Linked DNA regions of Homo sapiens: region 1 is linked to region 2. Evidence: read pairs that join two places in POLR2A ChIA-PET (ENCODE). Cell type or tissue: OCI-LY7. All regions are shown on one strand.

Evidence for each region. Peaks named below come from ENCODE experiments on the same cell type or tissue, not always from the same donor. Only the 100,000 strongest peaks of a DNase experiment are listed, where the experiment ranks them.
Region 1: POLR2A ChIA-PET joins it to region 2 with 32 read pairs; 2 of 35 experiments call an interaction of 5 or more read pairs at or near these places.

The regions. Positions count from the first base shown.
Region 1 is chr6:107,946,370-107,954,369 of GRCh38, forward strand. All of the region lies in intron 1 of SEC63 (SEC63 protein translocation regulator), which reads right to left. Among named protein-coding and RNA genes, the nearest start is that of SEC63, 7.8 kb to the right of the region's middle. RefSeq lists a silencer at 6,676-6,970. In OCI-LY7, no CTCF peak of the experiment used is centred here; no DNase peak of the experiment used is centred here.
Region 2 is chr6:108,589,065-108,597,064 of GRCh38, forward strand. The region is part of intron 1 of FOXO3 (forkhead box O3); the gene reads left to right. Among named protein-coding and RNA genes, the nearest start is that of FOXO3, 32 kb to the left of the region's middle. In OCI-LY7, no CTCF peak of the experiment used is centred here; DNase peaks (open chromatin) are centred at 567 and 3,717; H3K4me3 peaks cover 3,918 bases; H3K27ac peaks cover 4,594 bases.

The sequences.
Region 1 (8,000 bases), 640 kb before region 2:
TTACAGGTATTTTTAGTAGAGACGGAGTTTCACCATGTTGGCCAGGCTGGTCTCAAACTCTTTACCTCAAACAATCTGCCCGCCTTCAGCCTCCCAAAGTGCTGGGATTACAGGTGTGAGCCACCACACCCGGCCAACATAATGCAGTTATTAATCTAATGTTTGTCACCACATTTATAAAACCTTCATGTTGTCCTGTAATTCCTACTGCCAAGTTCCCAACTGCTTTCCTCTGTATAGGACTTAAGTGTGTATATGCTGCATGTCTGATACACCCCTCTGTCAGGATAGAACAAAGAAGGAATAACTTTTTAAAACAATTTAAAGTTTTATCAGATCGCTAATATTCCTTCAAGAGCTAAAGCCTGAGAAAACTGTAAGCTCTACACATTGGGAGGCTGAGGCGGGCGGATCATCTGAGGTCAGGAGTTCAAGACCAGCCTGGCCAACATGGAAAAACCCCGTCTCTACTAAAAATACAAAAATTAGCCAGGCGTGGTGGTGGGCTCCTGTAATCTCAGCTACTCAGGAGGCTGAGGCAGGAGAATCACTTGAACCCAGGAGGCAGAGGTTGCAGTGAGTTGAGATCATGCCACTGCACTCCAGCCTGGGCAACAGGGCAAGACTCTGTCTCAAACCAAACATCAACCATAAGCTCTAAATATGAACATTAAGACATATCCCTTTGAATACAAAGCTGATACAAGCTAGTTTTTTCTAATGTTAAAAAACACAGCCTTGGTGACCTGGTGAAACCCTATCTCTACAAAAATTATAAAAACTAGCTGGGTATGATGGCGCACCTGTAGTCCCAGCTACTTGGAGGCTGTGGTGGGAGGATCACTTGAGCCTGGGAGGCAGAGGTTGCAGTGAGCCAAGATTGTGCTACTGCACTCCAGCCTGGGTGACAGAGTGAGACCCTGTCTCAAAAACAAAACAAAACAAAAAACAAAAACACTCACTATCGGACAAGAAGTTATTGTCAAAAAAAAGAACAAAAAAACCAAACCACTCAACAGGAGACTGAGATAACCCATCCTACTGTAATTACAACTCTATAGGGAGTGACGGTGTGCACGTGCAGTTCTAGCTACTCGGGAGGCTGAGGCAGAAGGATGGCTCAGCCCAGGAGATTGAGGTTGCAGTGGAGCAGTGATGGTGCCACTGCACTCCAACCTGGGTAACAACATGAGATCCAGTCTCAAAAAAAAATTCATCCCCATTCTTTTCCCTGCACTTAAATCCCCAAACTGATCATTGGGCCAATCACCAAAAGCTTTCAAGAGGACAAGAAATAAGTAATCCTAGAAATGAGTGAAAATTCAAAATCTGCACTCCACTCTCATTCTCTCCTCAGTACTTATATTCAATAAACAGTCCAAGCTTTCTTAGAATTCTCTTTCTAATCTGACCACCTGTCACTGGAAAGAGCCTCTGAAATGGACACCCCCTCCATCTAGTTTCCCACCCAGCCATCACCAACCTCCCCCTCCACCCACCAAACCATTCTCCACACAATATTCCACAAAAGCCAAACTGACCATGTTTTATTACCATACTTTAAAACCTCCATTGTTTACCAAATAACTTACAGGATAAAGTATAACCCTCTTAAAATACCTGAGTTGGTCGTAAGTGCCAATCACATTCAAATCTTTACCATTTACTAAACACCTCCATGCTTTTGCATATACTTTCCCCTATATATGGAATGCCCTTCTCCCACTTACCTTTTAAGACCTATCTCGTGTCACCTCCTCTGCATGAAACACTTCCCCAAATCCCAAAATATAATTATTTACTCCTTCCTATGTGCTCCCAAAGCACCTTCCACTAGCCATTTTAACACATATCGTAATGTGTTATATTTACTTAATTACAGGAGGCAGCAGAGAGTAGTGGCTAACAAGAGATGCTCTGGCATAAGACAGAGTTGAGTCCAACAAACAGTCTTCCACCTGGTAGCTGTATGACTTTAGGAAAGTTGGTAACCTCCTCTAGGACGCAGTTTTCTCATGAATAAAATGAGATAATACATGAATCTAGCTCAAAGTGCTACCGTGAGTGCATTCCGCACTACCCACCTTCAGGCTAGCTAGCACTCACTCACTGAACAGCAACAGAGCTGAGTCTAGATGTAACTCTGGAGTCTACTGAAGGCTTGCAACTTTCCGGGAAAGGCTTGGAGGGTAAATTACGAAGGCTGTTGGTCAATTTTAGTTCCTTGGTTTGTACCTCCATGTTGGGGCTCAGTGATACCCAAAATATGGCATTTTGACATGCTGAATGAAGAAGCCTCAAGGTCTCTCTGACTTTCCTCCCTGCCCTCCTGATGCCCCCCACCATATCCCAAAGCCTTCATCTGCCTAAGATCCAGACCCACCAAAACGAACAACTGCTTTTCTTCTCCTCCTGTAGGACCAAGAAGGTAACCACACCTAAACAGACCCTTCACAAGATAATGTACAAGTTAATCTCTGTTCTCTGATCCATTGTCCCTAGCAATCCTATCAACAGAATTCCTCTTCTCCCCCTTCCCATAACCTGTTTCACCAGGATGGTATATAAGCTTCTGAACTACATTGGGATGTGGGGAATCACTCTGTGGTTCGCCCCATGTTCACATTAAATACATGTGTATGTCTTTCCTCCAATTAATCCACCTTGTCTGAGTTGATTTTTCAGCCAATCTTCAGAGGGCAAAAGGGAAGTTTCCCTTGGCCCCTACATCCACACTTTGTTTTCTAAACAATAAACTAATGCATTTAAAAGAATTATTAGTTTATGCTTTGGGGCACACAATGTATAAAGATGTAATTAGGGGAAATCAAATACTGAAAGAGGTGGGAAAGGAGCTATAAAGGAGCAGAGTTTTTATATGTCAAAGTTAAACTGGTATAAATTGAAATTACAATATTTAGGATGTTTAATGTAATCCCCATGGTAACCACACAAAAAGTAACTACAGAATATACTCAAAAGAAAATGAGATGTGAGCAGTGGCTCACACATGTAATCCCAGCACTTTGAGAGTCCGAGACATAGATCACTTGGGCCCAGGAGTTTGAGACAAGCTTGAGCAACATGGCAAAACCCAGTCTCTATTTAAAAATAAAATAAAATAAAAATTAGAAAATGCAAAGAAATGTAAACATTTCACTACAAAAAAAATCAGCTAAACAAAAAAATAGTAATGCAGGAAATAAGGAACAAAAGGATATATGCCTATAGAAAACAAATAGCAAAATGACAGAGGTCCTTCTTTTTACTTTTTGTGTGTGACAGGGTCTCCTTCTGTCATCCAGGTTGGAGTGCAGTGACATGATCATAGCTCACTGCAGCCTCGATCTCCTGGGCTCAAGTGATCCTCCTGCTTCAGCCTCCTGAGTAGCTAGGACTAAAGGTGCGTGCCACCATGCCTGGCTAATATTTTTTTGTTTGTTTGTTTGTAGGAACACGGTCTCATTATGTTGCCCAGGCTGGTTCAAACTCCTGGACTCAAGTGTTCCTCCCACCTCAGCTTCCCAAAGTGCTGGGATTACAGGAATGAAACACTGCACCTGGCCCTCCTTCCTTAACAGTAATTACTTTAAATGTAAATGGTTAAATGTTCCAATCAAAAGACTGGCAGAATGGATTAAAAGCACCTGATCCAACTACGTCCATCTACAAGAGACTCACTTTATATCCAAAGACACAAACAGATTGAAGGTGAAAGGATGGAAAAAATATTCCATGGAAACAGTAACCAAAAGATAGCAGGGTGGTGACTATAAGACAAAATAGACTTTAAAACAAAAAAGATTACAAGAGATAAAAGACATTACATATTAGTAAGAGGTTCAATACAGCAAGAAGATATAACATTTATAAACATTTACGTATCTAATGATCATCAAAATGTACAATGCAAAAACCAACAGAACTGAAGAGAGAAACAGACAGTGCTACAATAATAGTTTCAGACTTCAATACACCCTCCATCCCCAAAAATGGATAGAACAACCAAAAAGAAGATAAGGAAATAGAGGACTTAACACAAACCAACTAGATCTAACAGACATATACAACGCTCACTACCCTACAGCAGCAGCACATACATTGTTCAGAAGTGCCATGGGACGTTTTGCAGGATAGACTATATGTTAAGCCACAAGATATTTTATTTTGAAAGACAGATATCATACAAAGTATCTTCTCTGACCGTAACAGATGAGTATGACCAATAAAGATGAGTATACTGAGATACACAGAAGTTAAATCAGTAACCAATACAGATGAGTATACTGAAACACACGGAAGTTAAATAACTTGCCTAAAATTACAGTAGGCTGCAGAGCCACATTTCAAAACCAGGCATTTTGAAAAAGTAAGGTTAAGTAAGTTTTGAAAAGGGAAGATCAAGCCCCAAAAGTAAGATCAAGGAGTCAACAAAAACTTTTTTTAAATGATACATTTTATCTCAATTCAAAAGGAATTCTTTCCATAACCTACGGAAAGAATAAAAGCATGCTTTTGATTATTCGAAATTCTAATAATTACAAGCAATCAGTTATTTTCTCTTGTCAGATAATACTCTTGTCAAATATATCAATGAAAGCCTAATGATATAAAATGTTTAAAGTGATAACTCTTCTATTGTAAATCAAAAAAGCAGTAAACAAAATTATGCACTTACAAATAATGGTTGGATTGAAATTCCACATAAACATTAAGAACACTTCTCATTTTAAAAGCACTAGGAAAGACAAACATTAACAATTACAAGAAAGCACAAAGTGGGCAGTACACACAAAAGGTCACAGCACAGTATTGTTGGCAATACCAAAGATGGGTAGTGTTAAGGTAATTATGTGCAATTATTTCAAAATGTTAAGGATATCCAAATTACATAAGGCTCCAATCATAGCACAATGGTAAATACTCTGGAAGCCATTAATAGACAACTATGATAAACTGATTGTAAACTTGTATCATTAAAGTTGTTTGACAAAAATATCTGGCTTTTAACTCCCAGAACTTTACGTTACTGTTCTGTAAGTGCTTCTTAGCTATGTAAAACAAAAAGGCTAACACATTAGTTTTTTGGATTTTGTTGTTGTTGTTAGCAAAGAGCACATAGCAAAACAAATATACTACCTCCCAAAATGGCAACTACAGCAAAAGACCATTACTAAGGAAGCTCTCCTCCAAGCAGCACTTCTCAAACATAGCTACAATTTAGAATCATATAGGGATATTTAAAAAATACCAGTACATAACACCCACTCCAGACCAAATAAATCAGAGTATCTGGGGATGGGTACAAGTGTTTTAAAAAGTTCCCGAAGTGGGCCGGGCGCGGTGGCTCAAGCCTGTAATCCCAGCACTTTGGGAGGCTGAGGCAGGCGGATCATGAGGTCAGGAGATCAAGACCATCCTGGCTAACCCCGTCTCTACTAAAAATACAAAAAATTAGCCAGGCGTGGTGGTGGGCGCCTGTGGTCCCAGATACTCGGGAGGCTGAGGCAGGAGAATGGGGTGAACCCAGGAGGCAGACCTTGCAGTGAGCTGAGACCGCGCCACTCCACTCCAGCTTGGGTGACAGAGCGAGACTCCATCTCAAAAAAAAAAAAAAAAAGTTCCCGAAGTGATTCTAATGTGTAGCCAGGGTTAAGAATCACTATGCCAAGGAAATCTAAGCCCTCCGTGTTATCATTGCATACAGAGCTTTTGTCCTTAATTGTCTGAAGAAATATTCATTTTATTCAGCCAATTTGCAAACCAAGAGAGTAAAACAAATAACTACTAAAAGGGGTATTAATTATAAGTACGCTTAGCTAAACATGTTAAGCAGAAATCAAGGCAAAAGTATTCCATTAATAATGTTTTAGATAACAGGTACGTTCAATTAACATGTCAAATATGCCAATAAACGAACTATTTCCATTTTTCAAACCGCAGACTTTACAAGCTGTGAAATGGTGCTATGCTTTCTGGTGTATTCAAGAGCCCACTAATTCCAAAACAGCCATGCTGAAACGACTGTCAACCTTAAAAATTGAAAGTCCCAAATGTGTTGCAGAAAACACACAAAAAAAAACCTCAATAAAGATTAGTTAAACTGGGCCGGGCACAGTGGCTCACAGCTGTAATCCCAGCACTTTGGGAGGCCGAGGTGGGCAGATCCCTTGAGGTCAGGAGTTGGAAACCAGCCTGGCCAACATGGTGAAACTCTGTCTCTACTAAAAATACAAAAATTAGCCGGGCGTAGTGGCAGGCACCTGTAATACCAGCTACTTGGGAGGCCGAGGTGGGAGAACTGCTTGAATCTGGGAGGTGGAGGTTGCAGTGAGCCAAGATCTTGCTATTGCACTGGAGCCTGGGCAACAGAGCGAGACTTCATGCCAAAACAAACAAAAAAAAAATTACTTAAACTGAACTTTAAGGTTGTGTAACTGCCAGAGCAAACCTTTTCATGCTTTCATGCACATGCTATCTCTGAAAATACTGTCAGAAGTCTGAAATTCAAACGCATGCCTACATTTTTGTATTTGGCTACTTAACTGTTTCACAGGAAAACTAAATAAACTAAGCCTCAAAAACAAGTATTAAAATATGCTGCTGTGGCCAGGGAACAGTGGCTCACGCCTGTAATCCCAGGACTTTGGGACGCCGAGGCAGGTGGATCAATTGAGGTCAGAAGTTCGAGACCAGCCTGGCCAACATGGTGAAACCCCATCTCTACTAAAAATACAAAAATAAGCCAGGCATGGTGGCTCGCGCCAGTTTTCCTAGCTACTCAGGAGGCTGAGGCACGAGAATCGTTTGAACACGGGAAGCAGAGGTTGCAGTGAGCCGAGATCACGCCACTGCACTTCAGCCTGGGTGACAGAGCAAGGCTCCATCTCAAAAAATAAAAATACTTATATATGCTGTTGTGTTTCCCCAAAACTGTACTACGGGGGTCCTCATCTTTTACTTAAAATCCTTAAGAACAAATGTGCTTCAGAATTTTTCAGATTTGCCCCGTCCGGGAAGGAGGTGGGGGGGTCAGCCCCCCGCCCGGCCAGCCGCCCCGTCCGGGAGGTGAGGGGCACCTCTGCCCGGCCGCCCCTACTGGGAAGTGAGGAGCCCCTCTGCCCGGCCAGCCGCCCCGTCCGGGAGGGAGGTGGGGGGTCAGCCCCCCGCCCGGCCAGCCGCCCCGTCCGGGAGGGAGGTGGGGGGGTCAGCCCCCCGCCCGGCCAGCCGCCCCGTCCGGGAGGTGAGGGGCGCCTCTGCCCGGCCGCCCCTACTGGCAAGTGAGGAGCCCCTCTGCCCGGCCAGCCGCCCCGTCCGGGAGGGAGGTGGGGGGTCAGCCCCCTGCCCGGCCAGCCGCCCTGTCCGGGAGGGAGGTGGGGGGTTCAGCCCCCCGCCCGGCCAGCCGCCCCGTCCGGGAGGGAGGTGGGGGTGTGAGCCCCCCGCCCGGCCAGCCGCCCCGTCCGGGAGGGAGGTGGGGGGGTCAGCCCCCCGCCCGGCCAGCCGCCCGGTCCGGGAGGTGAGGGGCGCCTCTCCTCAGCCGCCCCTACTGGGACGTGAGGAGCCCCTCTGCCCGGCCACCACCCCGTCTGGGAGGTGTACCCAACAGCTCATTGAGAACGGGCCATGATGACAATGGCGGTTTTGTGGAATAGAAAGAGGGGAAAGGCAGGGAAAGGATTGGGAAATCGGATGGTTGCCATGTCTGTGTAGAAAGAGGTAGACACGGGAGACTTTTCATTTTGTTCTGTACTAGGAAAAATTCTTCTGCCTTGGGATCCTGTTGATCGGTGACCCTACCCCCAACCCTGTGCTCTCTGAAACATGTGCTGTGTCCACTCAGGGTTAAATGGATTAAGGGCGGTGCAAGATGTGCTTTGTTAAACAGATGCTTGAAGGCAGCATGCTCGTTAAGAGTCATCACCACTCCCTAATCTCAAGTACCCAGGGACACAAACACTGCGGAAGGCCGCAGGGTCCTCTGCCTAGGAAAACCAGAGACC
Region 2 (8,000 bases):
AAGTTTGATGCAAATCCGTCTTAAGGAGGAGAATGGAGGCTGTCATGGAGTCCTGTGGACTGTTTCGCAAGTAGTTGTTTTCCATGTTCCAGTTTTACTTAACTTCAGAAAATTATTGTTTTTGAAAATAAAGAAAAAATCTAAGTGGTAGAGAGAAATATAGGCTGTATTTAAACTGGCCTTTATAATTTTTCCTGGGCACACGCAGCCCACATTTTGGAGCTCTGTGACATAAGCACCCCCTGCCCCGGAGCTGGGAGTCTTGACCGGGCCAGGCCTTGGCTGCCCTGGGCTACACAGACACAAGCACAACCCGAATCTTTGTTTACTTCCTCTCCAAGTGCTGGGGACATTCAGTACTAAGAAGGACTGTGTGCTTGCACAAACACTCCTGCCAGCATTCTCTCAGCCCTGCCATTCCTGACTGTCTTGGAAAGTTCTTCGTTTAAGGCAGGCTTTTGTTCTTAGAGTGCATGCATTATTCCCCAGTCAGGCAGCCTTTTCCGGGTTTCCAGTGCAGACTTGCAGGTCCACTCCCCTGCAGCCTAGCCCAGGGGTGGAACCTTAGCTTTAGTTGCCATTAAGAGCAGGAGGAGGAGTTAGGCAGGGGTGACTGGCTGTTCATGTGAGTTCCTGTGACTGATGTCTCTGAAGAAACCAATGCCTTCTTCAGATCCTTATGGGAAATTTAGGGGACTTTTGGATTACACAGTGTTGCCTTTTGCTGATTCTAAGATAGAGCCTTCCAATTGTAAGTATGTTAAAAACACACAACTATTTCCTACTGAATGTTAGTCAAGCTAAAGAGTGAATCTGCAATTTCATGAATAATCAAAACAAAAGCATGCTGCCAGGATGAACTGTTGCAAGAGCAGGTGCTATTTTTTTCCAGAAACTTTTTTATCCTCGATCACGTTATGGGTATTAAGAGAGTTATTCTTAAAGGATATCATGTTCAGTGCAATGTCTTAATAGAAAAACCTTAAACATAAGTATGCAGGCAAACACAGGTACATAGCTGTATAAAGTTAAATATGAAGACTGGAATTCATTAATAGGATTTAATTTAAATCTTTTTTTTTTTTTGAGATGGCTTTACTCTGTCATGCAGGCTGGAGTGCAGTGGCATGCTCACTGCAGACTGGAACTCCTGGGCTCAAAGGATCCTGCCACCTCAGCCTCCTGAGTAGTTGGAACTACAAGCGTGAGCCACCACACCCAGCACCCACCTTTTTTTGAGAAATAATACAGATTGAGCATCCCTAATTTGAAAATTTGAAATCCAAAATGCTCCAAAATCTGAAACTTTTTGAGCGTTGACATGACACTACAAGTGGGAAATTTCACATCCAATCTCATGTAAGGGGTTGCAGTCAAAACTTTGTTCTGTGCACGAAATTATTTAAAATACTAAATGAAATTATCTTCAGGCTATGTGTATGAGGTGTGTATGAAACATAAGTGAATTTCCTGTTTAAACCTGGGTCGTATCCCTAAGATATTTTATTATGTATATGCAAATATTCCAAAATCTGAAGAAATCTGAAATCTGAAACACTTCCAGGTAATTTGGATGAGGGATACTCAACCTGTACTCAAATTAGAGGAAAGAAAAGAAGTAATGGATAGACAAAAGAAAAGTACTTATTTAGAGTTTACAATGGCCAAGAATTAGGAATGAAGAATTGAGACTGATGTTCTTGTCAGAATTTTGGATGCCTTGCTTGCAAATATGGTTTTAAAAATATGCAACTTTTCTCATTTTAGTATTGGGATTGTGGCGCTTTTTTGAGCCTCATATGACAGCTTTCAGATTGGAGATAACGTTAGAGCTCATCCTAGCTCAGCTGCCTCCCCTGACAGCAGACGAAACTGAGGCCCAGCACTTGGTGGTGGGCTCAGAGTGCCAAACTAGTTAATGAGGCAGAGTAGACAGGCAACAGCCTTCTCATGTAGGTAGGCCTCATCCTTTAGAAGATGTTGCTGCCTGCCCTTGTGACTTGTAAAGATCTGTTTGAAGCATGAGTAAGGAGATGGGGGCTCAGGAGTGTTACAGCATTTCACATCTCAGGTGTAGCTGGGACTTATCGGGTGACCTTTTAGAAACTGTTTATTTTCATTTTTGTACCCCACATTGGGATAAGTATGGTCCACTGACATTGAGAATAACCAGGCCTGTTGTAGACAGCCAGCCATCCTGAAACTACTAGGTTTATACTTCTTACCTGTTAGAACAGAGTTTCCCAAGTTGTATTCCCTTGGAAACACTAGCAGTCGTGCATCATTTGGGCAGTTAGGTTACACAAAATTTAAATGGTCTATTTATTTTCTTTTCCAGACAGAACTCAGGGCAGTCCCACCTCAAGGGAAATCTCATTACATCCTTCTGATGGTGGGGTAGCTGGGAGTCAGCATGAAATCCAAAATTCTAAATCATCGGGAAAAAGCAGAAGGGTTGGAACCCAAATTAAACTGAAGTCCTAAATAAAGTTCACTTTTCGGTCAGGCATTCAGGAAGCAGCACGTGAAAATTTGCTTGGATACAGTTTCCTCATAGTTCTTCAGCAGCTTGAAATAACATCTTGAGCTGGCTGTAAACAAAACATCTCAAGTTATCGTTTTTCTTTCCATTTGATTGAGCCAGTTATTGTATAGGGAGGTGACACAAAACAAAACTTCGTGTTTCTGAAGCCGAGATTTTGGGATTGTACTTTATGCAAAGTTACTTATAAGTTCTGATTACTTTGAGAGAAAAATATTACAGTATCCTTAGGAAGTTTTATGTATTTGTTTTAAAGCTAAGCACCACCCTCTTTTTAGTTAAAAAAAAAAAAAAGTTTGGAAAATAGTGACATGTCAGTACAAAGGGAATACTGCTCTACAATAAGAAGGAACACGCCACAGATACATAGCATGGATGAATGTCAAAAACATTGTGAGAGAAAAATGCCTGAACAGGAGAGTAACTATTGTTTGATTCCATTTCTGTGGAATTCTAGAAAAGGCAAAACTAACTTATGGCAACAGGAAGCAGATCAGCGATTGCCAGGGGTGATGGGGATTGGAGGAGGTTGACTGCAAAAGGGCAGAAGGGAACTTTTCAGGGAAATATGAAATGTTTTATATCTTAATTGTGGTGGTGCTTACACTGGTGTAAATATATTTGCCCAAATTCGTGTAAGCATATGCTTAAAATGGGTGCAGTTTTTTGTATGTAAGTTACACCTCATAAAGTTGATTTGAACCGAAAAAAGGGGTTAGAAAAGGCTGTGGTTGGAATTTTTTGTGTAACTTAAGGCCAAATAGTCCATTTACGCCAGTTTTTACAGTATTGTAAGCTATGCCCTTTGTGTTCACATTTCTTCAGTTACTCCTTTATTCGTCATCACTTAGGAGACTTTGCATCTCATCTGCCTTCCTCCTAGCTCCATGATTTGAGCAATAGAAGTTCTTGGCTTTCAGGAACCTCACAGTTCTTGTTAGTCATAAGCAAGAATGCATTTTAAATTCACTTCAAATTATTTTTTAAGTAGGGGTTCTGGTGGTTTTCTGGAATGGAGGTGTGGTGGAAGCTTGAGTGTGTGTGGGAAGAGGCTGGGTGTTCCTCAGATCATTGTACCATGCTTCCTCACACCTGTCCAAGCTTCTGTGCGAATACTGAAATAAAGTGTCATGAATTTTGCTTCTGGCATTTGTCGGCCACAGCTGTGGCTTCGGGTTGCACATTTGTTGTGGTTTCAGAGTCTCTGAGAAGCCATTGGTTGGGAGGGCGCTAAGAATGGTTGGTGCACGTGGTAATTGAGTGCTTAAGGGGAGGAGGATGATTCTTAGTGCACTCATTGCTCTCCAGTCTTTATCTCAATCCTGTTATAATTTAGAGAGACGTTTTCCTGGTGTGTCCACAGAGAGATGGATGCGTGCTTAGGAATGCATAATTTAGTGAGCAGTTTGAACATCTAGATGTTGGGAATATTGTTGAGTATTTATTTTTAAAGTTCAAGTTCTCCATGTCTAGTCAGTGTTAGCCTGTAAGAAAGAACTAGTTGTTCTTAATGGATCATGTTAGCTGGACTTGGTACAAGTGTTTTTTCTTAGAAGGGAGGATTACACGTTTATAGTAACAAGATGTTCTTTTATTTCCTAGTTTATCAAAAGATTGTGAAATAGGGTGTGCAGATATTTTAGGTAGTACTATTTTTTAAATAGATGAGCTTGAAAGAGTGAGAAAAGGTTGTGTCAGGTTAATTGGGCTTAAGGAAAGCTAAATAATTGGTGGGAGAAGGAAAAGTAAATATTAATTTTTTCCTTTGCTGTGTATTTCTTTTTTCTTTTTTTTTTTGAGATGGAGTCTCGCTCTGGCTGGAGTGCAGTGGCACGATCTTAGCTCACTGTAACCTCTGCCACCTGGGTTCAAGTGATTCTCCTGCTTCAGCCTCATGAGTAGCTGGGATTACAGGTGCCTGCCACCATACCCAGCTCATTTTTATATTTGTAGTAGAGATGGGGTTTCACCATGTTGGCCAGGTTGGTCTCTAACTCCTGGCCTCAAGTGATCCTCCTGCCTCAGCCTCCCAAAATGCTGGGATTACAGGTGTGAGCCACTGAACCCGGCCGCCTTGCTGTGTATTTTTCTTTTCTTTTCTTCTTCTTTTTTTTTTTTTTTTTTTTTTGAGATGTAGTCTCGCCCTGTCACCCAGTCTGGAGTGCAGTGGCTCAATCTTGGCTCACTGCAACCTCTGTCTCCTGGGTTCAAGTGATTCTCCTGCCTCAGCCTCCCGAGTAGCTGGGATTACAGGCATGTGCCACCACAACCAGCTAATTTTTGTACCTTTTTAGTAGAGATGGAGTTTCACCATCTTGGCAGGGTTGGTCTTGAACGCCTGACCTCAGGTGATCTACCCGCCTCGGCCTCCCAAAGTCCTGGAATTACAGGTGTGAGCCACCGTGACCGGCCTTTGCTGTGTATTTCTTTTGGACATCTTTTGGCTTTGTGTTTGTGTAAACTTTGAGGTTTCTTAAAACTACCAAAGCAGTGAGGAGAAGATGGCAGAAAGCTGTGTGCTGATATTCTTTTTCCTGTTTCTTGTTTTTCCCTCCCCCAAAAGTTGTGGAATTAATTTTAAGTAGAAGGAAAAGGGCAGCTTGAGATGTTTAAATTTGACTTAAGTTTTAACTGAAGTTTGTTTGCAAAAAGATGAAAACGGGTTAATAACTTTAGAGAAAAAAAGGAGAGTCCCTGTTCTTCTCCTTCCTCTTTTAGGGAGAGTTGTAGAATAAAAGGTTGATTTCATACTCCTAAGGTTTGGAAGCCAAATAAAGAAAACAAAACTGTGAAGTTAACATAGTAGTTTTGGTTTCTTATTTGTAGAATAAAGGTATGATCCAGCCCCATGGACCAAGGCAGCAGGAGGAGAGTTCCCAGGGTTTTTCTAAGGTCAGAGGCATGCAGCATTTTCTTCCCTCCTTCCCTGCCTCAGCCACCTCTCCCTCCCACCTTTACCTCCCGCTAATGCTTCTTTTGGGCTTGCTTGGGCCATGTTGTTTTGTTTTGCTGCTTTTTGAACTCTAAAAATATAGGTGGCAAATCTCAGGTCTGCCTTGCAGGGAGTGGCCCTGGTCTTTCCGGACCCCTTGTGCCCCATGGCCCTGTGGGTCTGGTGTGTCTCAGTGACCCAGTAGGTGTAGGGCAGAATGGCTAGGCACTGGCATGCCCATTCATCCCCAAATCGGGCCTTGTTGAATGTGGCACAGCTCCAGCTCTTTCCAAACATGACTCCTGCCAGTCCCTATGCTGTGAGATAAGAATGGGCTACACCTAAGCAAAGTTTTGTAGGCAGCTCTCCCTTCCTTTATGTGCTTATGCAACCTTTTCAGCACGTTGGTACCTACGTGTCAGGGACAATGTGTGATTTTGGTGGAGATGCTTATAATCCAAAGTATTTTCATGGTGGTTCCCCAAACAACACTAGGCTCAGATTTCAGTTTATCCTCCTAATATTAATGTTGTATTCAAGGATAGATTTTTCCCTCCCAGGTGTGACTTCTACTCTTTCTGCTCCCCCTCCCACAAGCAGCTGGATTTTGCAAAAACTCATCAAGCTACAGGTTGTCGAGGCCTAAAACATTCTTATTTCTGTTGAGCTTATGAGAGGTATGAGCATAATTGTGTTTTTAGGTAGTGATGTGGAATGCAAATTGAATTTTCGGAAATACTGGGAAGTACTTCTGAAGGAGGAGGTAGAGAGAAAAAACTTTTCATTGTAACTGTGACCTCTCCCTTCTTCAGCTTAAGCTAAATTTAGTGATACATAGAAAAAGTTTGGGGCTTATGATATTGAATTCATTTCCCAAGCATACTCATTGTTTTGTAAGAAATGCAACAAAGTTTTCATTTTTTAATAACTCGGCAAAGGTACTGGGTACAGGGGACCCCTTTGCCCTTTCATTGAGACCATTTACATAAGTTTTTGTAGTTTCTGTAACTTTTATTATTTTATGTTCTCTCTCATAGAAGTGTATGTTTCTGGAAGGAAGGCGATTTGTTAATACAAATCCTAAAGATAGATTGTTTACCCTTGAAAAGAAAGGATCAAAGAAAGCAAAAACCATATAAAATCTGCCTTCCTACATTTCCCATTCCTAAGACTTTAGGATAAAATCTCCTCTCCTGTTTTAAGTCACTTCTGTCTAAGGGAGTTTTTTTGCACACAACATGAAATTAGTGACCTCTGTGTTTGCACGTGGTTATGAGGGGCCTGATGGTGTTCAAATGCCAAGCTGCCAATTTACCTTGTTAGTGATGAGTTTGATAATTCTGCCAGAAATGGACTTTTTACATTAATGGGCCAAGTATAGAATATTTTGAGATTCAGTAAGAAATATTTTAATGGTGGCAGGCCCTGGTCCCCTTCATTCTGTCAGACTGCCCAGATACTGCTTCCTTCTTGTCCGTTTTGTTTAAACTTTCCATTCATATTTTTTTCTTCCTGAAATGTTTCTTTATTTTGAGGAATGCCCCCAAAGCTTATAACCTGTCAGTGTGCATTATTTTACCATGAAGGTCAAATGCTTTATTTTCTACCTTTCTCTTCCCCATCCTATTATCCCTTAGCATTGAAAACATTTTTATAGTACTATTTTTGTTATTGTTTCCCAGTGGTTTTTGAGGAATAATGGACCTGTTTGAGGAAATGTGTGTTGCCTGATCTCTAGAAAAATGTGGTTACCTAAGACATTTTGCATGTGATTTGGATATGATTTCAGGGGCTTATGGACCCACTAAGTCCCATCCATGGACTCCTGGTTAATGGCCTAAATGAAAAAAAAAAAAAAAAAAAAAAAAGTTCAAAGTAAAAGTAGTAATGTGGACTCAGAGGTATAGAGGGGAAAATGTCCAGATTACTTGAAAAGTTATGGGTTGTTGAATGAACATCTCCTCTAGTATGTTTTGTAAGTAGGGAAGGAAAACATTTGTTTGCCAAGGGAATGAGAAAGTTTAAGCAGGAAATGGAAATCGGAGATGGGTCACTAAGAAGCAACATTTAGAGGAAAGTGGAAGGTAAATAAATGTGTACCTGTCCATAGGCAAAGTTACAGGCAATTTGGGAGAATCCAGAACACTAGCCTAATTACACACTGTGTTTAAAAAGTGATCTGTGGTTTAAAAAAAGGATCTGGAAAATACTTAATATACACTGTCACCCTTTAGGGACTTCAGGATGCGTACCAGCAGACTGAAGCCCATAAGTCCTGCAGTAAAGAAACCTGTTTTATATTGTTTAATCCATCATATCCCAAACAGTTGCAGCTCAAAGGGATGCTTTTTTTTTCTTTTTTCTTTTTTTTAACAGAAAACAGTTATCAGCAGAACATACTTTGGGAAATAAACTGTTGGACTAAATAAACTAGAGTCTTATCTAACTCTTTAGAGTCTGAAGTGTGGATGGTATCTTGAACCACAATAAGCAGAGAAAATCCCAAAGGACTGGAGAGAAAATTTA